Linked DNA regions of Homo sapiens: all the other regions are linked to region 2. The links are chromatin contacts, found by Hi-C or POLR2A ChIA-PET in ENCODE. All regions are on one chromosome and are shown on one strand. The core of a region is the stretch at or near the end of the contact, and the rest is flanking DNA. Distances in the headings are between cores, read along the strand shown. Region 1 overlaps LOC100506023 (a long non-coding RNA gene). Region 2 has its middle 87 kb from the start of FASLG. Region 3 overlaps PRDX6-AS1 (PRDX6 antisense RNA 1).

What was found. A loop is a pair of places that touch in the nucleus more often than their neighbours do. ChIA-PET counts read pairs that join two places held with the same protein, here RNA polymerase II (POLR2A). Pooled maps may share reads with other maps.
Region 1: a map with no recorded cell type shows a loop between it and region 2 (10-fold over the local background). The contact joins two enhancer-like sites. A Hi-C loop is called at or near these places in 1 of 168 maps with a recorded cell type or tissue (PC-3), 10 of 37 single-sample maps with no recorded cell type and 8 of 50 pooled maps. POLR2A ChIA-PET finds 5 or more read pairs at or near these places in 1 of 52 experiments (BJ).
Region 3: a map of OCI-LY7 shows a loop between it and region 2 (6-fold over the local background). The contact joins two enhancer-like sites. A Hi-C loop is called at or near these places in 69 of 168 maps with a recorded cell type or tissue (A673, B cell, CD14-positive monocyte and 45 more), 37 of 37 single-sample maps with no recorded cell type and 39 of 50 pooled maps. POLR2A ChIA-PET finds 5 or more read pairs at or near these places in 9 of 52 experiments (A549, CD4-positive, alpha-beta T cell, MCF 10A and 6 more).

What each region holds. Positions count from the first base shown.
Region 1 is chr1:173,330,906-173,333,605 of GRCh38, reverse strand. The region is part of intron 2 of LOC100506023 (a long non-coding RNA gene); the gene reads left to right. It also overlaps a transcript of TNFSF4 not described here. Among named protein-coding and RNA genes, the nearest start is that of TNFSF4, 120 kb to the right of the region's middle. Within about 2 kb of position 1,390, at least 8 of the 41 ENCODE cell types and tissues checked have a DNase peak (open chromatin) inside an H3K27ac peak, as active enhancers do; they include PC-3, where a contact is called at or near this core.
Region 2 is chr1:172,745,169-172,747,868 of GRCh38, reverse strand. No RefSeq gene overlaps it. Among named protein-coding and RNA genes, the nearest start is that of FASLG, 87 kb to the right of the region's middle. Within about 2 kb of position 1,413, at least 14 of the 41 ENCODE cell types and tissues checked have a DNase peak (open chromatin) inside an H3K27ac peak, as active enhancers do; they include OCI-LY7, PC-3 and transverse colon, where a contact is called at or near this core.
Region 3 is chr1:173,419,175-173,421,874 of GRCh38, reverse strand. The region is part of intron 1 of PRDX6-AS1 (PRDX6 antisense RNA 1); the gene reads left to right. The region is part of intron 2 of LOC100506023 (a long non-coding RNA gene); the gene reads left to right. It also overlaps a transcript of TNFSF4 not described here. Among named protein-coding and RNA genes, the nearest start is that of PRDX6-AS1, 41 kb to the left of the region's middle. RefSeq lists an enhancer at 1,496-1,595. Within about 2 kb of position 1,419, at least 5 of the 41 ENCODE cell types and tissues checked have a DNase peak (open chromatin) inside an H3K27ac peak, as active enhancers do; they include OCI-LY7 and transverse colon, where a contact is called at or near this core.

The DNA.
Region 1 (2,700 bases), core at 141-2,640, 590 kb before region 2:
TGGTTTCTCCTCTTCTTATCTCCTCTTATGATGGGAATAGTGTTCTATTCCCATCACGGGGGCCCCATCCTCATGATCTCATTTAATAACCTCTCAAAGGCCCCACCTCCAAAGACCATCACATTATGGGCTAGGGCTTCAGCATATGAGTTTTGGGGGATACCAACATTCAGTCTATAGCAGAGTCTGGAAACAGGAAAAACCGATGTCTCAACGTGAAGGCAGCAGGTAGGAGGAATTCCTTCTGACTTGCAAGAGGGTCAGCTTTTATGTTTTTTTTTCAGGCCTTCAGCTGATTGGATGGGGCCCGTCCACATTAGGGAGGGCAATTTGCTTTATTCAGATTACTAACTCAAGTGTTAATTCATCCAGAAACACCCTCACAGACACACCCAGAATAAGGCTTGCCAAAATGCCTGTGTACCCTGTGTCAAGTCATATTGAAACATACAGTTAACTACACCTATCCTAGCCACCCTTCCTTTGTTGCCCCTTGTGTCCTGAAGGCCTTTCCATTTCTTCTGATCCATGTCTTTATCCTGGCCACTGCGTGATATCGCATGTAATTTTGAATGAACAGAATTGTCTGGGATTCTTTACTGGTTGTTTGTGTTGTGTCATTTACTAAATTCTAAACTTGTATATGGTGATGGCAGAGATTTTATTTACTAAACAGGAGATGTATATTTTCTATATCCTCCTCAATGGAAAGCAGGTGGATGTGCAACAAATGTTTATTTATGTATTTATTTATTTTTTTGAGATGGAGTCTTGCTCTGTCACCCAGGCTGGAGTGCAGTGGCCTGATCTTGGCTTACTGCCTCCCGGGTTCAAGTGATTCTCCTGCCTCAGCCTCCTGAGTAGCTGGGACTGCAGGTGCGTGCCACCACGCATGGTTAATTTTTTGTATTTTTAGTAGAGATGGGATTTCACCATATTGGTCAGGCAAGTCTTGAACTCCTGACCTCGTGATCCACCCGCCTTGGCCTCCCAAAGTGCTGGGATTACAGGCATGAGCCACCGCACCTGGCCCAACAGATGTTTATTTTATTTAATTAATTAATTTATTTATTTTGAGACAGAGTCTTGCTCTATCACCCAGGCTGGAGTGCAATGGCACAGTCTCAGCTCACTGCATCCTCCGCCTCCTGGGTTCAAGCAATTCTCCTGCCTCAGCCTCCTGAGTAGCTACATGTTCAATCCATTTGGAGAGTATGTTTTCAACCAGCTGGTTTCCCTGGAAGGCAGCTAGGGAAAGTGAGTGTTAGTAAGTTTGAGTCAGACAAGGGTTTGTTAGTCTTCCCCTCAGCCCTTGTGCAGCAACTCACTCCTCGGGCTGTGGGCCATGACAGAAAGGGAAGGACTACTTTGCTTCCTCACTCTTGCTGAGTGAGAGCAGCTGGATCAGAGGACAGTGAACGTCTGCTCAGGATTACAGTCATTCAGGCATACCTAGGAGATGTCCCTAGGCCCCAGACATTGCTTGAGAAGCTGGGAGTAGCTTACATTTGTCTGAGGCAGGGTTTCTTAACCTTATCACTATTGGCATTTGGGCTGGGTAATTTTTTTGTTGTAAGAAGCTGTCCTGTACATTGTAGGATGTTTGGCAGCACCCCTGGCCTGGACCACTTACTAGATGCCAAGTAGCACCTGCACTCTGAGATATGACAACCAAAAATGTCTCCAGATATTGGCCAATATGTCCTGGGAACAAAAGCATTTGAGAACCACTGATCTTGAGCTTTGTTATTTGCAAAGAAGTTTCACCTATGTTATCATGTCTGAGAGGCATTATAGCTCTGTAAATCAGGCAGAAATCTGTTCTTTTCTCTATTTTACACAGCTGGACAAGTTGCAGGAAAAGAAATAGAACTCATGTCTTCTGACTGCAAACTTTTTCTCTTTATCTTAAGGCTCCTAGAGATAAGTAAGTAAAAGTGATAGTAACTTGCCCCCTGAAGGAGATGCCAATTTTGAGTTGAAGAACAAAAATCTTTGTTAAATTCCAAAAGTTTTGATGAAGGGACACCATTAATCACTTTGCTCTTTTCATGTGTTGGCTCTTAACTTTATTTTGATGAACTTTCATTTAGTCCTTTTGAAAGGAAAGTAGTTTAGATTTCCTTTCTGAAGTGTCTAGTTTTATTTTTGACTACTAAGGTTTCCAAATCTTTCATGTCCTAATTAAATGTGTTCACTTCCTCTTGAAGATGCGTCATTGTGATAACAGTGTGTATGTACCTTCCCAGTGGTGTTTTCCAAGAAAACCAAAATACAATACTGCTTTTAAAAACAGAAGTTTGCAGTAATTGTTACTGAGACTCGATCAGAAAACTGGAAGTACTGAAATACGAATTCGAAAGGCACAACATTCTGAGACTATACATCTTTTACTTTCTGGGTTTTGAAAAGAGGAAAGAAGGCTGGGTGCAGTGGCCGATGCCTGTAATCCTAGCACTTTGGGAGGCCAAGGCGGGTGGATCACCTGAGGTCAGGAGTTCGAGATCAGCCTGGCCAACATGGTGAAACCCCGTCTCCACTAAAAATACAAAAATTAGCCTGGCATGGTGGTGGGCGCCTGTAATCCCAGCTACTCAGGAGGCTGCAGCAGGAGAATTGCTTGAACCTGGGAGGTGGAGGTTGCAGTGAGCCGAGATCGCGCCATTGCACTCCAGCCTGGGCAACAAGAGCGAAACTCTG
Region 2 (2,700 bases), core at 164-2,663:
CAGCCTGGGCAACATGATGAAACTCCGTCTCTACAAAAAATACAAAAATTAGCCGGGCTTGGTGGTGCATACTTGTAGTTCCAACTACTCAGGAGGCTGAGGTGTGAAGATCGCTTGAGCCTGGGAGGCAGAGGTTGCAGTGAGCTGTGATCACTCTAGCCTGGGCAACAGAGCAAGACGCCATCTCAAAAAAAAGAAGGAAGGAAGGAAGGAAGGAAGGAAGGAAAGAAAGAAAGAAAGAAAGAAAGAAAGAAAGAAAGAAAGAAAGAAAGAAAGAAAGAGAAAATAGAAAAGGAAATTCAGTCCCGTGAAGTAATAGCAATTTTTATATACTTGTGAAATATAAACTGTCTTGAATATCTCACTAATTATTTAATACATGCTGCTTCACTACTGGGCTTTTCTTATTCTCTCCAATTGCCCAAATGACTTACCAAGGCAATAGGTAGTGATGATGGCTCAGTGATATAGAATTTGACAATAATTCTATTCGCGCTTTCTTGGACCCAGAGGGATTTAATTATTGAGGAAAGAAAGACAGTCTCCTTGATTGGAGGACAGCGGCACTCCTATGATTTGGATACCCAAGAGCAAAGTTAAATGGAGATTCTAGGGCAGACATGCAAGTGGGCTTGATCTCACTTATCTACTGTGATCTGACAGCAGTGGCTGTCAGGAGCATGGTGACGGGAAGTATCTTGAGGCTACATCCTGGCTAAGCAAGAAAAACATAAGACAATTAACAATGCTTGCAAGGATGCAGAAGTGGTGACAAGAGCCCATATTGGCTCTACATGTTATCATGAAAAAATTAACCAAATAAGACCACGAAGGAGAGTTAGATTACAAGAAACTCCTTATTCTGTATAGTGGCTATGTACAGCCTTAATTTTGATTCTCAATAGACCTGCTGAGATTTCTTAGGGCCTGGATGAATAGTCCAATATCACAAGCCATTAACATACATGAAAATTAAAGATGTAATACTAGCAAGTGATCCTCTTGGAAATGTCCCCATCAGGTTCCAGCTGACCAAATGTAAACTTATTTAAGTATGTTTGTAGATCTTGAGCTCTTAGCCACAAACATCACTTTAAATGATGAGTAAAAATAGATAAGTACTTCAAACATTGGCAAACACTCAAAGATTCAAAACCAAATGTTTCTTCCTAGTTTACCTTGTTTAAAAAGATGACACAAACTACTCCTAAAAACTAGTGACTGCCTACATTGGTAAACATTCTGGTCCTGGTGGCCTCTGGTGTTTCTTCCTTCTAGTCATGTTGTCCTTTTAAGCAAGGGTCACTCTTACTCCTCAGAGGAAAGTCAACATGACTCACTTTCAGAAACTGAAAGTACACCATGTCCACATAAGCAGTGCTGCTTACTGTATAACCGCAAAACCACATCAGAATAAGTCAGCTGCTCAGGAAGGAGAAGAAGGAGTGAGCTGAACAAACTCACCCCCATTCCAGATGGGGAGACTTTAAGAGTAGCCACAGGCTTCTTTGTTAAGCAGAGACTTAGATCAGAGGAGAAATGTCAGTGGCAGGCAGTGCAAGCAGGGTCCCTGGCTTCTGGTTACTGAATACATTGAAACAAGAGCCCACTCAAGGCCCCACTGTAAAGCCCTGAGGTTTTGGCTTCATCATCTCTTTCCTTTCCTTTGGTACATTCTTTCCCTAGTTTTCATCTCTCTCTGAACGTCAGGTGCTCTCTTGCCAAACCTCGTGTTAAGTGATTTTGGACAGGGTTTAAAGAAGTGGATCTTTTCTCTGAGTTAGATATTGTTAGGATCCCATGACTGGGTATCTTAATAATTCTTACCTAGAAGGTGTGAAGAATAAAACGAGACTGACTAAAGCATTCCTTGGTAAAGCAGCAGCAATCTCTTATATCAATAAGGATAGGGGCACACTGGTCATTTTTGTGGTCACTTTTAGACAACGCTCTTGGTTTCATCTGTGCTCAGACAGGATTATAGAGTGGATTTTATTTCTTTCTCTATTGTGATCACAGAGTGCCTTTTCTGATGTTGGCATTCTATGAAATTGTTTCTACTCAACAGGAGAACACTGGCCTAGCCATGAGTGCAGCACTAGCTTTAGCAACACCAAGGTCTAGCCTGTTCTCCATTCTTTCCTTGGGACAATCCACTCTTCCAAGTGACATAAACTAATCAGAAGAATTAATATCAGTTAACAAGAGTTAAGGGGCTGGGGAGGGGGGGTGTTCCGTACTTGCATTATAATAGTGACCTTTTAGAGAAAAGGCTGACCCCAGATAAACCATAATAGAGAAACTGGGTGGAAGAAAATAGATTCAGGAATTCTCCAATTAAACCATATAGGCAACCAGCTCCTCTGCCACCATATTAGCTGATCCTACATTTCATACCCACAGTTGAACTTCCAGGTAATCAACTAAATGAGGTCCATTCATGTTACCCTACTGTGCAGGCTTTTGGGATGGTTTGCCAACCACACTTCTAGAAGTCTCTCCTTTCATACAGAATCTCCTCTCATCTGGCAAGCTAGTCTCTTCTTGTTTTTCTGGTTTCTAAATGAATTCATATTGGAGCTTAACTTGCCAACCCTTATGAGTTGCTTTCAGAATGATCGCAACTGTTCTGAACAAGCCACCCTTTCTTGCTTGACTTCCCACTACTTTGGAGAGTGATTGTGAATCCTTGTGACTTCT
Region 3 (2,700 bases), core at 170-2,669, 670 kb before region 2:
CAGTTTTATTTTGTTTTGTTTTTTTCTTTATGCGTAGTTCTAAATTACTGTATTATGTTTCAGGTAATTAAGCCAGAAGAACAAATTGGGATGGACTGTTGTATTTACATTTCAGTTTACTAGAGGTAGCCTTGAAATAGTTACAAAAATATGAATATCAGTGGGGAAAAAAATAAGGGGGATTTTCATTTTTTTTTTTCCAGAAACGATAAATTGGCAAGGAAGACAGATACGGGAAAATCAGTCATGAGAATTTGTCTTTCAGTGACTCTTTCTTGGCTGGGAAGAAAAGCTTTTCTTCTATTTAGTTGAGAACAGTGACAAGGATTATTTTACTTGAGGATGGCAGATTATTTTACCAGCAGCTGGCAGATGAGAATAATTCCCTAGACAACAAGGAGGGGCAGTATGGTAGGGAGGGAACCCGGTTCGGAGGGTCTGGGGTTCACAGCTCCACAGTGCTGCTTACCAGCTCTTAGCCTTCATTACATTGCTTACCTTCCTGGAGGTTCAGTTTCCTTATCCATAAAATGGGGGTCAGGTTGCCAAATTTATCAAATAAGAATCTAGGATGTCCAGTTAAAGCTGAATTTCAGATAAATAATTATTTTTTAGTGTAAATATGTCCCATAAAATATTTATGTCCCATGCAATAACTATGTCCCTAATGGTGCGTGGGACATATGCTAAAACATTATTTGTTGTTTATCTGAAATTCAAATTTAACTGTGCGGCCTATATTTTTTCTGGCAACCCTAAATGCGGGCAGGGGCAGTGGTGGTGACATGTAGGGATGGTGTGAGGATAAAATAATACCACAGTTAGGTTTTATCGCAGTGTGTAGTCTGTGTGTAGTCAACACATAACTATAAGTAGTGACTGTAACATAACTGTAACTGGTGCATAGTAAAAAACAAATGGATATTATTAGTATAATAGTTGTTATTAATAAAGGTCTTTAAATGACAATTGGCCATACAGGAGCCTTTGGGGAAAAGTTTCTGACTCTAAATTAAGGGAAGGTAAATTATGATCAAGATCTGGGAATAAGATTTAGACTTACACAGTAATAATTTGAGGAAGAGAAAGACTTAGTAAATTAGTTATGTAATTACATAATTAACAACTTGGGAGGTTTTCTTTACACGTTTATTCCCTAGGGCATCATCTTTAAATTATATTTAGTTTTTGCTAAGTTGACCAGTTTGTGGTTTTAAGTGTTTACTTTCTTTTCTTTTGAAATGTAGGGAAAGCATATTTGACATCATCTTAAAGAAATTATGTAGCCATATAAAACCGGAGGGTAGGGTCTACTGGCCAGGAAAAAAAAAGGCCTTTACTGCCACCTGGTGGCCATATTCTTTAACTGCAATGTGCCTAAGTGAGGCTGGAAAGGAAAGCGTTGGAAAACATGCTAAACCCAGAGGGCACCAAGGCCGCGTCATGACAGTAAGAGCCGTCAAGTACTGTGTCCTTTCCCTCAGTTCTCAATCTCTCACAGCTTGAGGCTTGAGAATTAGCAGCTGGCTACGAGAGGTGGAGGAGAGAAAATGGTGAAGTCCATGCCTTCCTCCTTGGTACCGAGTTTCCAAACCTGAAGTGAAGGAGTCTGAGAGGGGAGAAGCTTCAGGTTGAGTAGACTGTTTTTTACTTTTTTTTTTGTTTGTTTGTTTTAAAGAGCCTCTTTATTTAATGGCTCAGAGTGGCTAGAAAATCCGTGGTATTGGTTAGCTTTCATCTCAAGTGCAGGGACAAGGCAAATCCAGAGAGAGGAGTTGAAAGGACAAAGAAAAAAGAAAAAAAATTGCTTTTTACGTGCATTTTGCTGCATGCAGCTCACTCAATAAACATGCGTTAAATGCATAAATATATCATGAGGTAAAAATCGGGGGAAAGGTGATGCATTGATGCTGATAGAGGACAGGCAAACTGCATTCCATTTGGACCGCAGCCTCTCATCCCCCCCCCCGCCACACAAACTAAGGTCAAAATCAGGGAGGGAGTCCAGGGTAAAGTTATCAGTAGAGTCAGCTCTAGGAGCTATAGTTAATCTATTTTAAAAAATCTTAAAAAACCCATAAGTCCATTATAGCAGGGACATAAAGCAGTCCTAGCCTCCTGACCCTGACCCAGCCATGGCAATCAGGGCTGCTTCCTTTTATTCTCCCTTGTGTCCTCATGGGTCTTTCCAAGCCCTGCAGGGAAGGGTGGAAGCTGGTTCCATCAGTGCCTCTCCCCCAGCTTCCACCCTCCTCTCTCTTCTGTGACCTCTCAGTTTTCCTTCTCTGTACCCCAAATCATGCCTGTCTTAGTCCATTGCTGTAACAGAATTCTACAGACTGGATCATTTATAAAGACAAGAAATTTATTGCTTATAGTTCTGGAGGCTGGGAAGTCCAAGCACATGGTGCTGGCATTTGGTGAAGGCCTTCTTGCTGCATCCTCACGTGGCAGAGGGCATCACATGGCAAGTGGGCAAGAGCAGGCTTGTCCGCTTGGGTTACTCTAACTCTTCTTTTTTTTTTTTTTTTCTGAGACGGAGTCTTGCTCTGTCACCCAGGCTGGAGTGCAGTGGTGTGATCTCAGCTCCCTGCAAGCTCCGCCTCCCAGGTTCAGGCCACTCTCCTGCCTCAGCCTCCCAAGTAGCTGGGACTACAGGTGCCCGCCACCACACCCGGCTAATTTTTTTGTATTTTTTTG